Linked DNA regions of Homo sapiens: all the other regions are linked to region 2. Evidence: chromatin contacts called from ENCODE Hi-C or POLR2A ChIA-PET data. All regions are on one chromosome and are shown on one strand. The core of a region is the stretch at or near the end of the contact, and the rest is flanking DNA. Distances in the headings are between cores, read along the strand shown. Region 1 holds the start of CEMIP2 (cell migration inducing hyaluronidase 2). Region 2 holds the start of TMC1 (transmembrane channel like 1). Region 3 holds the start of C9orf85 (chromosome 9 open reading frame 85).

Evidence for each region. A loop is a pair of places that touch in the nucleus more often than their neighbours do. ChIA-PET counts read pairs that join two places held with the same protein, here RNA polymerase II (POLR2A). Pooled maps may share reads with other maps.
Region 1: a loop to region 2 is called in a map of CD4-positive, alpha-beta T cell, with 3 times the contacts of the local background. The contact joins the promoter of CEMIP2 here to the promoter of TMC1 in region 2. A Hi-C loop is called at or near these places in 3 of 168 maps with a recorded cell type or tissue (CD4-positive, alpha-beta T cell and naive thymus-derived CD4-positive, alpha-beta T cell) and 10 of 50 pooled maps. POLR2A ChIA-PET finds 5 or more read pairs at or near these places in 1 of 52 experiments (RWPE1).
Region 3: a loop to region 2 is called in a map of CD4-positive, alpha-beta memory T cell, with 4 times the contacts of the local background. The contact joins the promoter of C9orf85 here to the promoter of TMC1 in region 2. A Hi-C loop is called at or near these places in 3 of 168 maps with a recorded cell type or tissue (CD4-positive, alpha-beta T cell, CD4-positive, alpha-beta memory T cell and naive thymus-derived CD4-positive, alpha-beta T cell), 2 of 37 single-sample maps with no recorded cell type and 12 of 50 pooled maps. POLR2A ChIA-PET finds 5 or more read pairs at or near these places in 2 of 52 experiments (AG04450 and activated naive CD8-positive, alpha-beta T cell).

The regions. Positions count from the first base shown.
Region 1 is chr9:71,765,983-71,770,256 of GRCh38, reverse strand. It overlaps CEMIP2 (cell migration inducing hyaluronidase 2), which reads left to right and starts at 1,744. Exons shown (of 24, transcript NM_013390.3): 1 at 1,744-1,900. RefSeq lists enhancers at 723-1,404, 1,405-2,086 and a silencer at 980-1,649.
Region 2 is chr9:72,519,961-72,524,499 of GRCh38, reverse strand. It overlaps TMC1 (transmembrane channel like 1), which reads right to left and starts at 2,892. Exons shown (of 24, transcript NM_138691.3): 1 at 2,587-2,892. LOC101927234 (a long non-coding RNA gene) reads left to right here. Exons shown (of 3, transcript XR_001746721.3): 3 at 683-1,082.
Region 3 is chr9:71,909,708-71,914,339 of GRCh38, reverse strand. C9orf85 (chromosome 9 open reading frame 85) reads right to left here and starts at 2,701. Exons shown (of 4, transcript NM_182505.5): 1 at 2,504-2,701. The coding sequence starts at 2,605. ABHD17B (abhydrolase domain containing 17B, depalmitoylase) reads left to right here and starts at 3,147. Exons shown (of 4, transcript NM_001025780.3): 1 at 3,147-3,706. RefSeq lists enhancers at 2,434-2,493, 2,504-2,553, 2,624-2,933 and a silencer at 3,384-3,623.

The DNA.
Region 1 (4,274 bases), core at 495-2,994, 750 kb after region 2:
TTTTAAAAACCTTTCCTCCCTGCCTATCCCAGAAGGGACAGCGGCTCTCAAAGGCAGCTGGGTGAAGTTTCTGTAAGATCTCAGCACTAGCTCGCGCTGCTGTTTTGGAGGCATCTTTCCAAGGCTTTAATTAATTAGAGGATGCATTCTAGCCCTGTTTCCCAAACTTACATATTCCCGATACCTCTGATTCAGTAGATTGCGCGACGTCTGGCAATCCAATTTTTTCTAAGTGCCCCAGGGGATTCTTATCATCAGCCAAGATTTGGAAACAGTAATTTCTTATACAAAGTCCTGAACTAATACCCTTGAAATAGGGGATTCCCCTTCACTGCCGGGTGTGTCGCGGTTACAGGACTGAGTTTGTTGAGGGAGGAGGAATGAACAACCCTGAAAACTAAACTATCCTACCTTGTATATTATTCACTGAAAGAGTTTCCTGGAGGGAAAACTTCCAATTCCAATTAAATCGAGGATGACGACGGCCCGGATTTGGCAGTCCTGCAGCTGTCACTAGCTCGGGACCTCGTGCGTCTGAGTGATCCAGCCCGGGCCGCGCCCTCACCCAGAGCCAAGGCTGTGAGAGCAGCTCCAGCGAGGGGGCAGGGTGGCGGCGGCAGGGCTGCTTCAGGGCCGGTGCCGGTGTCCTCAGAGCGGCGTTTTGGCACTGGGGTGGGCCGGGGCGTGGCTTTCGGCGCCACCTCTGCAAGCGGCCGCCACTCCAGAGTGGCGCAGGTAGGGGGCGTGGGAAGACCTAAGTATATTTATTCCGGCCTGCGAGCGGGATGCTGGGGTTGCTCCAAGGGACCAGAAGAGCTGCCCTGTGTCCCAGAGCAGGCTGGTTCTTCTGACAGCGCTGAGAACCTGGCGCTCGCGCCTGGCCAGGTAGGGGCTGTGACTGGACGCTCAGAACATTTGTGGGAGTGTGGAAATCTCTTTACGGGTGATGGGGCTCAAAGTCTGACGCAGCCGAGGGTTGATGGGGTGCAGTCACGCTCAGCCAGGGGACTTTGGGGGCGCAGTGTCAGGCTCAGCCAGGGAGTGACAGGCGCAGTACCAGCCTTATCTGGGGGTGCTGGAGGCACAGGCTCCGGTTCGGCCAGGCGGGTGTGCGCGCCCAGGAAGGGTAGGAGCCTGCAGCCGCAGCGGGGGGCGCTGGCTGGGGCTCTGCCCCGCCGGCAGTGCGCTCGGGCGCTGTTCCAGCGCGCGGCAGCGAGTGGCGCTGAGCCTCCGCTTTCGCAGCTCGCGGGGAGCGGGGCCGGCGGGAGGGGCCGGGCGGGGCCACCGCCTCCTCTGATGGCAGGCTCCTCCTCTCCCTCCGCCTCCCTCGCTCTCCACCGCCCGCCCGCCCGCCCGCCCAATCCACAGTTCCCGGCCCAGCCGAGCCGGGCTGCTTGTCTGGCCGGCGGAGGCTGAGCGCGACCCTAGCAAGCCGCGGCGCCCGCCGACCAGGGACAAGAGCGACTCCTGGGACCCCACTCTGCCCCGCGCCGCCGCCTCCTCCCCTGTTGTCGCGGGGACGCTCAGGCCCGCGCCGCCCGGGCCACGATTCTCCTCCTCTTTCTCCCGGAGGGGAAGGAACGGAGAAAGCCGAGCGGCGGCTCCGGGAGAGAGCGAGCCGAGGCCCCTGCCCCCGAGGCTCGGGGCAGGAGGAGGAGGAGGAGGAGGAGGCGGAGGCGGAGGGAAGTGCGCGTCACTCTCGGGAGGAGAGTATTTCACCTCCAGGCAGAGGCTGCGGCTGCCAGTTGAGTACGAGCGGCAGCTGCGGGCGCCGGCAATCGAGTGGCTTCCTGGCCATGGAGAGGAGATCTGGACCCGAGGACGCCAGGGACTCCTCTCCGTCTCCCTGGACCGCTGTGTAGGCACCTGAGTTAACGGACGCTAAGCGGGGTAGGGGAAGGTAAGAAGCGACTCGGTCACCCGCCCCCCCACCCCGCTCCACCTCGTTTGCTGCCCTCGGGGGCCACTGCGGGGACGCAGACCCGGGTCTCGCCCACCTTTTCTGCTCCCGGCGGCCTGGCCGGCTCCGGCGTTGGGCATTTCTGCCGAAAAGGAAAACGTCCTCCCGCCCTTCCCCCGTGCGCCTCCTTTCCCGGTTTCATCTCTGGATTGGGACTGACCCGACTCCCCAGGAGTCAGTCCTCTCTTCTTAAGAAAGGGTCCTCGGGAACGGTGTCTTGATTTCTTTCTCTCCACTCTCTCTTTTCATTACGTTTACGGGGAAGGGAACAATGGACCTTTCAAAGTCGGTGCGAACAGCCTTAAACTTTCTGGAGAGGGATGGGGTGAGGGGATAAACCCCACAGTAAGCCGATTACAGTGAAAGGTTGATGGAATGTGCTTTGCAGTCCGGGCTTCAGTGCGCGCGCGCTTGTGCGTTTGGGGTCATCTTTGTCTCCTTACAATTCCCCTGGGTTGGTGGGTCCTCCGCCCTCCGCCCCCTGCCTCTCTGTTAGCTGAGGTAAGGTGAGGCTTTAAAATCGTGTACAGCTTCCTTTAAATCTGGGGAATAGCCTTAGCCCTGGACCCTATTCCCAGCTTTTCTCTGCAGAGTTGGGAGATCCTGGTAAAGGAGGGGGGCCCTCTCTGTGAGGACCCAGAGTGCTGCTGTTAATAGCACTAGTGGCTACACCCTTAGCGATAAAACCAAGGTCCTGAATTCCCTGGATGCTCTCTGCTGAGGGTTGATGAGTGTCACCAGACTTCGACCTGGAGCGGAAACAGCTCACTTGAATTCTCCGCAGGTTAGGAAAACAGACTTTGATATATATCTCCTTTTATCAGCAGTTGGGATTAAGGATAGACTGCCTAATAATTTTTAAAACTTTCATTGTGCACATGAGCTACTCACTGCCTTGAGTTCACTCCCCTTGATTCAGTGTGACAGAGTGATGCGCTGCTGCACAGTTGCATGTATTGAGATGTGCTGCTCTTCCCGGTAAAAAGTGAGAAGAATTTAGAGAGAGGGGAAAGGGTAGAGGCTTCACCTGAGCTGAGGGAGGCCTGACTCCCCAGAGCAGCCAGGCAAATCTGTTGGAAATGGCTCAGTGTTAAAAAAACACCTTTAAAATGGTTAGCCTTATCTTTCTTTGGTTGGCTAGAATGGAGCTACTAATGCTTATTTGACCCTTGAAGGACGCTTGTTCTTTTCAGAATTGGTCTGGGTATCATACTGTGGTTGTGGGTCTGATTACCTATACAAAGGGTTCTTTTTAGTTTGCATTTCTGGGCAAAGCAGAAGAATGTGTAGTAGGCATGTCCTCTGCTTAGTAAACATTGGGTAGCACTTTAGAGTGCTTTTCTCTTCACACCGAAATGACTTCCCCCAGCTTCTGTGTACCTGCATTAGAGGATCAGTTTGGGCGGAACTGGAAATCTGTCTTCTGGCTTTCTGTTCAGTCCTCCTGACGCTGTTTTTTTCTGATGTATGTGTGCTTAAAGGCTCAGAAAACTAAGATTAGAAGCGAATTCTGAGTCATCACCTGTTCTTATTAACCTGTGAATGAGATAGTGAGCTGAGGACTCTCCTGTGTGTGGACAGGGAAATAGAATCTGTAAATTCTTACATGGTGTTTATCTGGATATTCTGTGTCACAGTTAATTATTTGAGTAGTCTCCTTCCTTGATCTAGTCTGTAACCAGTGACTTTTCAGAAATGTCAGATTCATAACAGGAAACCAGAATGGGGCAACACTTCAGTCATGTTCTAATAGGCCTAATCAATGCTGTCCTCAAACAGCTATCAAGAAAAGACAAGCTGGAGGGTAATGTAGTCTTGTGGGCCATTATCTTGAAGTTGACAGGGTACTGCTTAGAGCTACATGCTTTGGGCAAGTTTCTGAAATTGAGAAAGACAAGCCACATTTTAGAAAGAGGAAACTTAGGCCGGGCACAATTGGCTCACGCCTGTAATCCCAGCACTTTGGGAGGCCGAGGCAGGTGGATCACCTGAGGTCGGGAGTTTGAGACCAGCCTGGCCAACATGGTAAAACCCTATCTCTACTAAAAATACAAAAAAAAATTAGCCAGGTGTGGTGGTGCACGCCTGTAATCCCAGCTACTCGGGAGGCTGAGGAAGGAGAATCGCTTGCACCTGGGAGGTGGAGGTTGCAGTGAGCCGAGATCGTGCCACTACACTCCAACCTAGGTGATGGGAACGAGACTCCATCTGAAAAAAAAAAAAAGAAAAAAAAGAAGAAACAATAATCACTACCAAATTCATGGTCTTAGACTCACATGGAGTGCTGTATGTAAATGTGTGCATTGTGATGTGT
Region 2 (4,539 bases), core at 1,643-4,142:
TTTATCATGTATTATTAGTCTCTATTAAAATGTGGTTAATATTACTAGTAATAAAAGTGAACATTTATCTAATAAACATTGGTCAAACACCTTCTACATATCAGGCACTATGGTAAATACTAAAAAGACACTGATCCTGTTTTTCAGGCTCAAAGGAAGTCAAAAGAGCTCAGATAAATTGATGACAATATTTACCCTTAAAATTATTTTTTTCCTTTTTGAGACGTTTGGGCAGAATAAAGGCACAAATTTCTACATGCTATTTTCTTTCTCTATTTTCAAGTACTATGCATCTTTTTAAGTGCCCCATTCTAAACCTGAAGAAAAAAACGACATATCTAAGATTCTGCAAAAGCTCAACTGATTTCAGGCTAGGTGAAGAAATAAAAGATGCTACAGTCTATTAACTGTTGGGACCAAGTATAGTGGCAAGTATTTAATGGGCTCCCCAGCACTGACGAGTGAAAATGGATGATGATAACCTCACTGCAAAGGGTAATAGAAGACTGACCTTGGGCTATGAAAAATGTGTTCTGTAGACTTGTGGCTGCAATTTCAGAGCCCATGATGCCCCTTTCTCACTTTATGCTTCAGTAGCAAAGCATTTACCGGCTTTGAGTTCTTTTAATATAATATGCTGTTTCAGGCCTCTATACATTTTTTTTTTATTCTCTGTTCTTAGCCTGGAACAAGTACAGTTGACTCTGAACAAGTCAGGTTTGAACTGCATGGGTCCACTCATATGAAGATTTCTTTCAACGAAAGCTACCCCGAGTGTGCCTGCCTTTCCTGCCTCCCCTTCCACCTCCTGCACCTCTACCATCCCTGCCACCCCTAAGACAGCAAGGCCAGTCTCTTCTCTCTCCCCCTCCTCCTTCAGCCTATTCAACTTGAAGATGACAAGGATGAAGAGCTTTATGATGATCTACTTCCCCTTAATGAACAGTAAATATATTTTTTCTTCCTTACAATTTTCTTAATAGCATTTTCTTTTCTCTAGCTTACCTTATTGTAAGAATACAGTGTATAATACATAAAACATACAAAATATGTGTTAATAAACTGTTTATGTTATTGGTAAAGCATCTGGTCAACAGTAGGCTGTTAGGAAAGTGTGAGGGTAGTCAAAAGTTAAGCTCAGATTTTTGACTACGCAAGGGTCGGCATCCCTAAACCCCAAGTTGTTCAAGGTCAACTATAATTCCCTATTACTCCTCACTCTTCCTCCCTCCTTCCTCCTCTTCTTCCTTATCCCTTCTCCTTCATTTTCCCCACAGGCTAACTGCAACTCAGCCCACTTCATTTCCTAATTTTTCCTCCTCCCTGCATCCCCCCGAGTCTTTGTGAGATGCTCTTCCCTTCACTCCTGCCAGCCCTATGGCATCATGGCATTATCATGGTGTATGGAGAACTTCTGTCTTATCTGTTTCTCCCACTAACCCAGTGGTTTTCAACTGGAGACAATTTTGCTCCTCAGGGGACATTTGGAAAAGTCTGGAGACATTTTTAATTGTCACTTCTGGGGAAGGGGGTTGATACTGTCATCTACTGAGTAGAAGCCAAGGATGCTGCTAAACATCCTACAGTGCACAGGACAGCCCCTCACAAAAAAGGATTATCAGGCCCCAAAGGCCAATAGTGCTAAGGTTGAGAAACTGCACTAGGCTGAGTTCCTTTAAAATATGACCCTATTCAGCGCTGTTCCAGCAGCTCCACAGACAGTGTCCAGTGCCCAGTAGGAAGGAATCCAAACAGTTTTAATATTACATTTGAAATTTTAATTGAAAAACTCTTCTGACAGCTGTATGTTATAACTAATAAGCAATATGACCACATACCACAATTCAAAGGAAAACCAATATCCAGAGGTAAAGGTGGCTTACACCCATCAGTCTTTGACACTTCCTCCTATCTAGTTCTCTGTATTTCTTCCCTTTCTCCTTTTCTCTTGTCCCTGTGCTCACTGTCCCCCTTTACTGTCATGTTTGTTTGAATTCCACTTCAAAATGGGAATTTGAACAGAGTGCAATAAATTGTCCCACATTTGTTTATTTTAGGAAATCATTGCATTTAATTTTAACATTTAAACATATCAATTAGGCCAGGTGCGGTGGCTCACGCCTGTAATCCCAGCACTTTGGGAGGCTGAGGCGGGCGGATCACGAGGTCAGGAAATCGAGACCATCCTGGCTAACACGGCGAAACCCCGTCTCTACTAAAAATACAAAAAATTAGCCGGGCGTGATGGCGGGCGCCTGTAGTCCCAGCTACTTGGGGAGCCGAGATCGCGCCACTGCACTCCAGCCTGGGAGACAGAGCAAGACTCCGTCTCAAAAAAAAAAAAACTTATCAATTACTGGGTGACATGCTGTGCACTGCAAGAAAAACAAAGATAAATAGGAAACTGGGACTATCCTAACTGGGGGAGATTTCTGTAGCAGTAGAAAAGTAGAGGAAATATAGTTTTATTTCACTAATGTGATTAGGGAATATCTCATGGAGAAAGTCTTCGATTTAGGTCTTCACACATGTTTCATAAAGAATGTTAACACACCACACATAGGTAATAATGTTGTCTTTCCTTACCTGGCATCATTATGAGGGCCACTTTTTGGGGCAATGATTCCTAAATTTCAGCAACTCCTGGAGGGCTTGTGAAAGAAAGCACAGATTGCTGGGTTCTGCCCTCATAGTTTCTGAGGCAGTAGGTCTTCGGTGAAATCAGAAAACTGGTGTTTCTTTTTTCTTTTTTTTTTTGTGACGGAGTCTTGCTCTGTCACCCAGGCTGGAGCGCAATGGCGTGATTTCAGCTCACTGCAACCTCCGCCTTCCGGGTTCAAGCGATTCTCCCGCCTCAGCCTCTGAGTAGATGGGAAACAGTCGCGCGCCATCATGTTTTTGTAGAGGCGGGGTTTCACTCTATTGGCCAGGCTGATCTTGAACTCCTGACCTCAGGTGATCCGCCCACCTCAACCTCCTGAAGTGCTGGGGTTATAGGCGTGAGCCACGGCGCCTGTTTGTTTTTTTTTTTCTAATCAGAGGTTTTGCTCTTGTCGCCCAGGCTGGAGTGCAATGGTGTGATCTTGTCTCACTGCAACTTCTGCCTCCCAGGTTCAAGTGATTCTCCTGCCTCAGCCTCCCAAGTAACTGTGATTTCAGGTGCCCGCCACTACACCCGGCTAATTTTTGTATTTTTAGTAGAGGCGGGGTTTTGCCATGTTGGCCAGGCTGGTCTCAAAACTCCTGACCTCAGGAGTTCGGCCTCCGAAAGTGCTGGGATTACAGGCATGAGCCACTGTGCCCGGCCTAGAAAACTGGTGTTTCCAACAAGTCCTTTGGTGCTGCTGGTGCTACTGCGGGCCTTCTGAGGAGACTTTGAGAACCGCTGCATCAGGATTATCAGCCTGGTAACTCCTGGCCGAAGAAATGCACACCCTTCATTTGGCTAAAAGAAAGAATTTCCAATATTCATAAAGAAAACACAACTTGTGGGTTCTCCAAGCAGGAGAGGAAAAATCATGTTCCAGTCTATTCCTGTAACTAATGAAGGGCTCAGGTTTCAAAGGTAAGTTAATTGTCAGACCCACTTTATTGTACCCAGTGTCCTTGGGAAACATAATTATTTATTGGAAATATGTCACAACTAACATAAGTCTTAAAAATTTGTTAAATTAGAAACAAAATATTGTATTTGCTGATATGTTAAAACATAAGGGCCTAACATTTAGAATTGCACTTCTCATACTCACAACATGTACTCAAAATGCTGTTAACATCTACTTTGATGATTGTTTTGGGTTTACTTGAATCTAATGTTTCCATTTAATAATTCCTTTTTTTTCCCCTTTCCTTTTTTCAATCAATCCTTTCTCTTTTCTATGTTCTATATTCATGTTATCTTAGAATTCCATTTTGGCCTTCTAGGTTCTTTACTTCTTCCTCCAGCCTGTCATTTTCATGTCTTCAGTGATTTCTCAGACTTCTCACAGAAAGTTAACCATTTTTGTGCATCTTGAAACTTTTAACCTTTGATTTGAAGATAAATGCTAATAAATAAATATAATTCTTATGAATACATTATGCACAATGTTAAATTCAAAATGACTGACATGTTTCATGCTGTGTGCTATAGATATGCTAAACTTCATTTCAAACAGACTAAATAAAACACATGGAACTACATGCACTTTTTGTGAACAGCATCTTCATACCTGTTGTTTGTTAATGTCAGCAATTATAAGCTTATAGGTGTGTTTTTCAAGTGATCACTGAAAATAAATGTAGTATGTCTATTGGCAGAACCACTCACACCTACTAATTATTTGAAAAACATGCTCAAACACACAGTAGTGCCTTCTAGAGAAAGCATAGTATAGTCCTCCCTCATTTCCAAGGACAAGAATTCATTTCTTTAAGCTTTCTTCACGAAAGAATGCAATAAAAGAGGAGGAAACTGGGACTTGATTGAAGAAATATCTCTACTGGGAGCATGAACTAATAATGAGTGACTCTAAGAAATCTCTCACAGGCATTTTTATT
Region 3 (4,632 bases), core at 1,452-3,951, 610 kb after region 2:
AAAAAAAAAAATCACAAAAAAATCTCATAATGTTTTAAGAAAATTTACGAATTTGTGTTGGGTTGCATTCAAAGACGCCCTGCACCATGTGTTGGACAAGCTTGCTTTATGGGGAGTTACAGAGAACCGTGCATTTTTTATCACTCCTTTGTTAGATGTCACCAGATCAAATAGCTTTCCAGTGTAAAGAACAGGCACAAAGTTAGGATCAGATGCTTCTGACAAAGTCTTGGCTTTAGATGGCTACTCATAGCAGATGCAAGAATCTGTTATGATCACAGACAATTATTAGCTATTCATTACACAGATGAACAATCAACCGAATGATTTTTCCTCAGTAAAATATTTTGTGTTGTTTTTGTCAGAACCTTCAATAATGAAGTGGCCTGGTGGTCCTCCTGATTAACAAATGAGACTTTTTCATAACTTAAAAGAGGGAAAGGAATTAAAGATAAAAAGATAAAAATGGTCAAATGCAACTTAGTGACTGAACCTGAGACCCAGGAAAACATTTAGGACCAGAATGACATAGTTATTAGATAACACCAAGAAAATGCACAATGAAAAGTACAAGTAGGAGAAGCTACACTATAGTTAAATACTCATTAAAACTGCTTTTTACGAAAACAGACATGAAAAACAATCAAAAGCAAATGTTTGTGCACAACCTTAGGGTAAGAATACACAAGACGCAGACATCTATTTGGAATAGTGCAGCTTTTTATTTTTATTCTGGTTTACCTATTGATAATGGGAGCAAACTTGGGAAAGTCTTCCCAAATGTTGCTTCAGGTTTTCATTCTGAAAAACCTCTCAACCTAAGTGGGGGAAAGGAGAGCACTTAATTTAAAATATTCTTCCTTATTCTCCCTTACTGAGCTGTGTTGCCCTTCACCAATATTTATCATAATTTGTATTTACTTATCTTTCTGCTTTCTTTTTGCCCATATCACCTAGAAACTATAAACTCCGTGAAGGGAGAGTCAGCTCTTTTGAACACGGTATACCTATGAACACAGGGCCTTGCACACGGAAGGTGCTTATTAAATATTTGTAGAATAAGCAAAGAAAGAAAGAGGAAAGGAAAAGGAGATCACAGGTTACCAAAAACAGATGACTTTGCTTTCCCAATCAATGTCGGGAAATTAATCACTTATTGAACACTTACTATGACCTAGGCCATTTATGCATAATCATATAGTTTCGCCTCCCAACAATCCTGACAAATTTGCATTTGAGACCAAAGTAAGGCTCAGAGAAATTAAATATTATACAACTCACTCAAGCCGCACACCTAGTAAATTTGAGCTCCATAACTTTTGTGAATATTAGGTTTATCTGAGTGATGCTGGCCCCTAATATGCCCCTGTTGTCAATGATTTTCTCTCCATACAGCTATGGAGACAGGGAGAGAGATTCACAGCAAAGAGCAAATTAGTAGTTTTTTGTTTTTGTTTTTTGAGACGGAGTCTTGCTCTGTCGCCCAGGAGTGCAGTGATGTGATCTCAGCTCACTGCAACCACCGCCTCCAGGGTTCAAGCGATTCCCCTGCCTCAGCCTCCCGAGTAGCTGGGATTACCGGCACCCGTCACCACGTCGGCTAATTTTTGTATTTTTAGCAGATTGGGAGTTTCGCCATGTTGGCCAGGTCGTTCTCGAACTTCTGACCTCAGGTGATCCGCCCACCACCTCGGCCTCCCAAAGTGCTGAGATTACAAGCGCCCGCCACCACGCCCGGCTAATTTTTGTATTTTTAGTACAGATGGAGTTTCGCCATGTTGACCAGGTCGTTCTCGAACTCCTGACCTCAGGTGATCCACCCGCTTCGGCCTCCCAAAGTGCTGGGATTACAGCACTTTGAGCCACGGCGCCCGGCCTGCAAATTAGTACTTATATACAACCCAAGTCCTCTGGCTATCTAGACAGTCTGAATTTTTTAGCAGGACTTTACAGAAGTCCTGCTAAAGATAAACAGCAAAACAAGTATTTTTACATTAACCAAATATTTTTATCTTCAAAACAATTGTTACAAAACAGAAATTTCACACAATACTAGTGAGGACAGCCTAAGACAGCTTAATCATTCACATTTCCTCTATGGGCTTGGGGTTTTTGGAAAAAAAAATCGTAGCTGCATAAACTTGGTGTAAAATTTGAAAAAGCCACTCATGCCACAATCCTCGTTTCCCTCTGCTAATGTGATCCAGATGGGAACGCTGAACGACGTAACTGCCCCATCTGCACCTTAGATTTCATTAGGGTCCTGTTCACTCTGTGCAATTAGTTAAGTGTGCTGACCATCAAATATTTACCAGGAGACAACATGTCCAGGTCAAAGAAAGGGCGTGAGAATAACATTTTAGAAAGAGTTGCACTGCAGCCAAGACTAACTCTGGGCTGCGGTCCACACTCGCCCCAGCCGACTCCTCTCATTTCCTCTCTCCCCTCTCCAGTGAGCCATTCCTTCCTGGAGTCAAAGACGGTGCAACAGGCAGGTTCCTACCTTGGTCTGCACACTTTTATCGAACTTGTCATTTTTGAAGCTAAACGTATTCTGGTGCTTCTGAGGTCTGGAACGAGCCACGTTGCCTTTCTGGGAGCTCATCGCCGAAATCAAAGCCACCCCTCGCCGGGAGCAGGCAAAAGGATGAGGGGAAAGAAAACCAACGAACTACTCCCAGGAATTGACGCTTCTGTCAATGACCCGGAAGAAACAAACGCAGCCTTTCCGCCCCGGCTCTGGGTCAGCCCACGTGACTCTTCTGGGAGGTCAAAGAGCATCGCTCTGCCCTCCCTGCTGTTAAGCCAAGCCACTCCACGCGGCGCAGCCTCGACCCCTCCGGCTCCGCGCAGCCTCTTTCTCAAACCCGGAGAACAAGTCCCACTTTCTTCGAAATGAGAATTCCCCCATTGGCCCGAATGTGTAGTCCATCAAATCAAAGGGGCGGGGAACCTTTGTTCCTATTGGTTCTTCTTTTCCGCAATCCCCGCCTCCTGCTGAGCGAGCTCAGCCTCTCCTTGAGCTCAGAGCGCCTCCCACCCTGCCGGGCGGCCTCTGATTGGTGGAAGTGAGGCAAGGCTGGGCTCCGTCTCTCCCCCCGCCCGCTAGTAGGCTGGAGCCGGGGTCAGCTTTGGCACCTTCCTCCAGTCAGTGGCCAACTCCTGGCTCAGTGGGGATTGTGCTCGTCCCCTCCGTTCCCCTCCAGTCTTCCTCCCGCTACCGGAACGAGCCTCGCGCTTGGCAGGCTGAGGAGGAGCAAAGAAAGCAGGATTAAAGAGAAGGAAGACCTGGCTAGGTCTGGGTGGCGTCTGCAGTGCCAGAAAGGGAGGCGGTGGCGGCGGCGGCTGCGACCACGGCCGCGCGGGACGTGAGGCCCGAGAGCAACCGACGGGCAGCGGCGGCCGCTCCAGCGCCCCGCACCGGGGCCGTTAGTCAGCAGAACGCGAGCTCTTGTGGAGGAGCAGGGCCGGCGCGAGGCGAGACTCGGGAGCGTGAGCGGGGCCCCTGGGGCGCCGCCGTCCTTCTTCGCCCCGGCGCCGGGGGCTGTAGCCCTGGTCCCCGCTCCTCTGTCGGGCCAGTCTGCAGGCGGAGAGAGTCGGACGGCGCCCGGAGCGCGGATCTCGCCTTGTGGAGGACAGCGCGTCGGCTGCGGTTCTCTCTCGACCCCTTCTGCCCGGCGCTTCGGCCCGGGCCGCTCAGGTGCAGGTGCGTGCGGCCTCGGGGTTTGGGGACGCCGCAGCCCGGCTCGGGGAGGGGGCGCTAGGCCGGGAGCCGCAGCGCGGGAGGGACGAGCCCGGGCCGGCGGGGGGAGGGGAGCGGGAAGCGTCTTTGTTGTTGGCGACCGGGATCCCTTCTCGGCACAGGGGAAAGGCGGGGAAGCCACTCCTCATCGGGTCTGTGTTTTTGAGAGGATTCTCTGATGGTTGCGTGAAGGGGAGCGGTAGGACAGTCCCTGCGGTCCGTGGAGCGGCCGGAGTCAGGGGGTGGGGGAGGGAGGACCGACCGACACTCTAAGAAGGTCTTTGGTCCTCCTCGGTGAAGAGAAGGGTTCCATTTCATTTCCTTTGCTTTTCTCTCAGTGGATGAAAAGATGGGGTCAGGTTCCCATTCCCCTCACTGGCGCACTGAGAGATTCGCGGGTGCCTAAAAGCTTTCTCCTGAATGTCCTTATATCTCTGTCGGGCGCGATTTTAGATTGAATCTGCACGGGGCTTGGCGATTTGTGTATTCCGGTGGGGCTGTCGTAGGGTTCTTTTTCTTTAGATGGTTGGGCTTTAATCTTATTTGTTTTCGAACTCTAAGGTAGGCTTATCAGGAATCGTTTTTGAATTGGAAAATTTAAAGGTTTTGTTTGGGATTTTTTTTAACCCCGAAACAAAGTTATGTCAAATTAGATTGTACTGTGTGGGGGCTCTCGTGAAGGAAAGAGTGTATTTAACCTGGGGTTTTTGTTTAAAAAAAAAAAAAGTTCAGATCTTTGATCTTTGGTGAGATCTCTGCCAATGCCAGAAGAGAATTTTTTGTAAATGATGCTTTAAGTCAGTGTGAAGTAGATTTGGTAAGCAAAAGGATGAATAACGGAATACAGAGGGTGACCTTTAAATTTCGCTGTTTATGAAATGTGTTCCTGT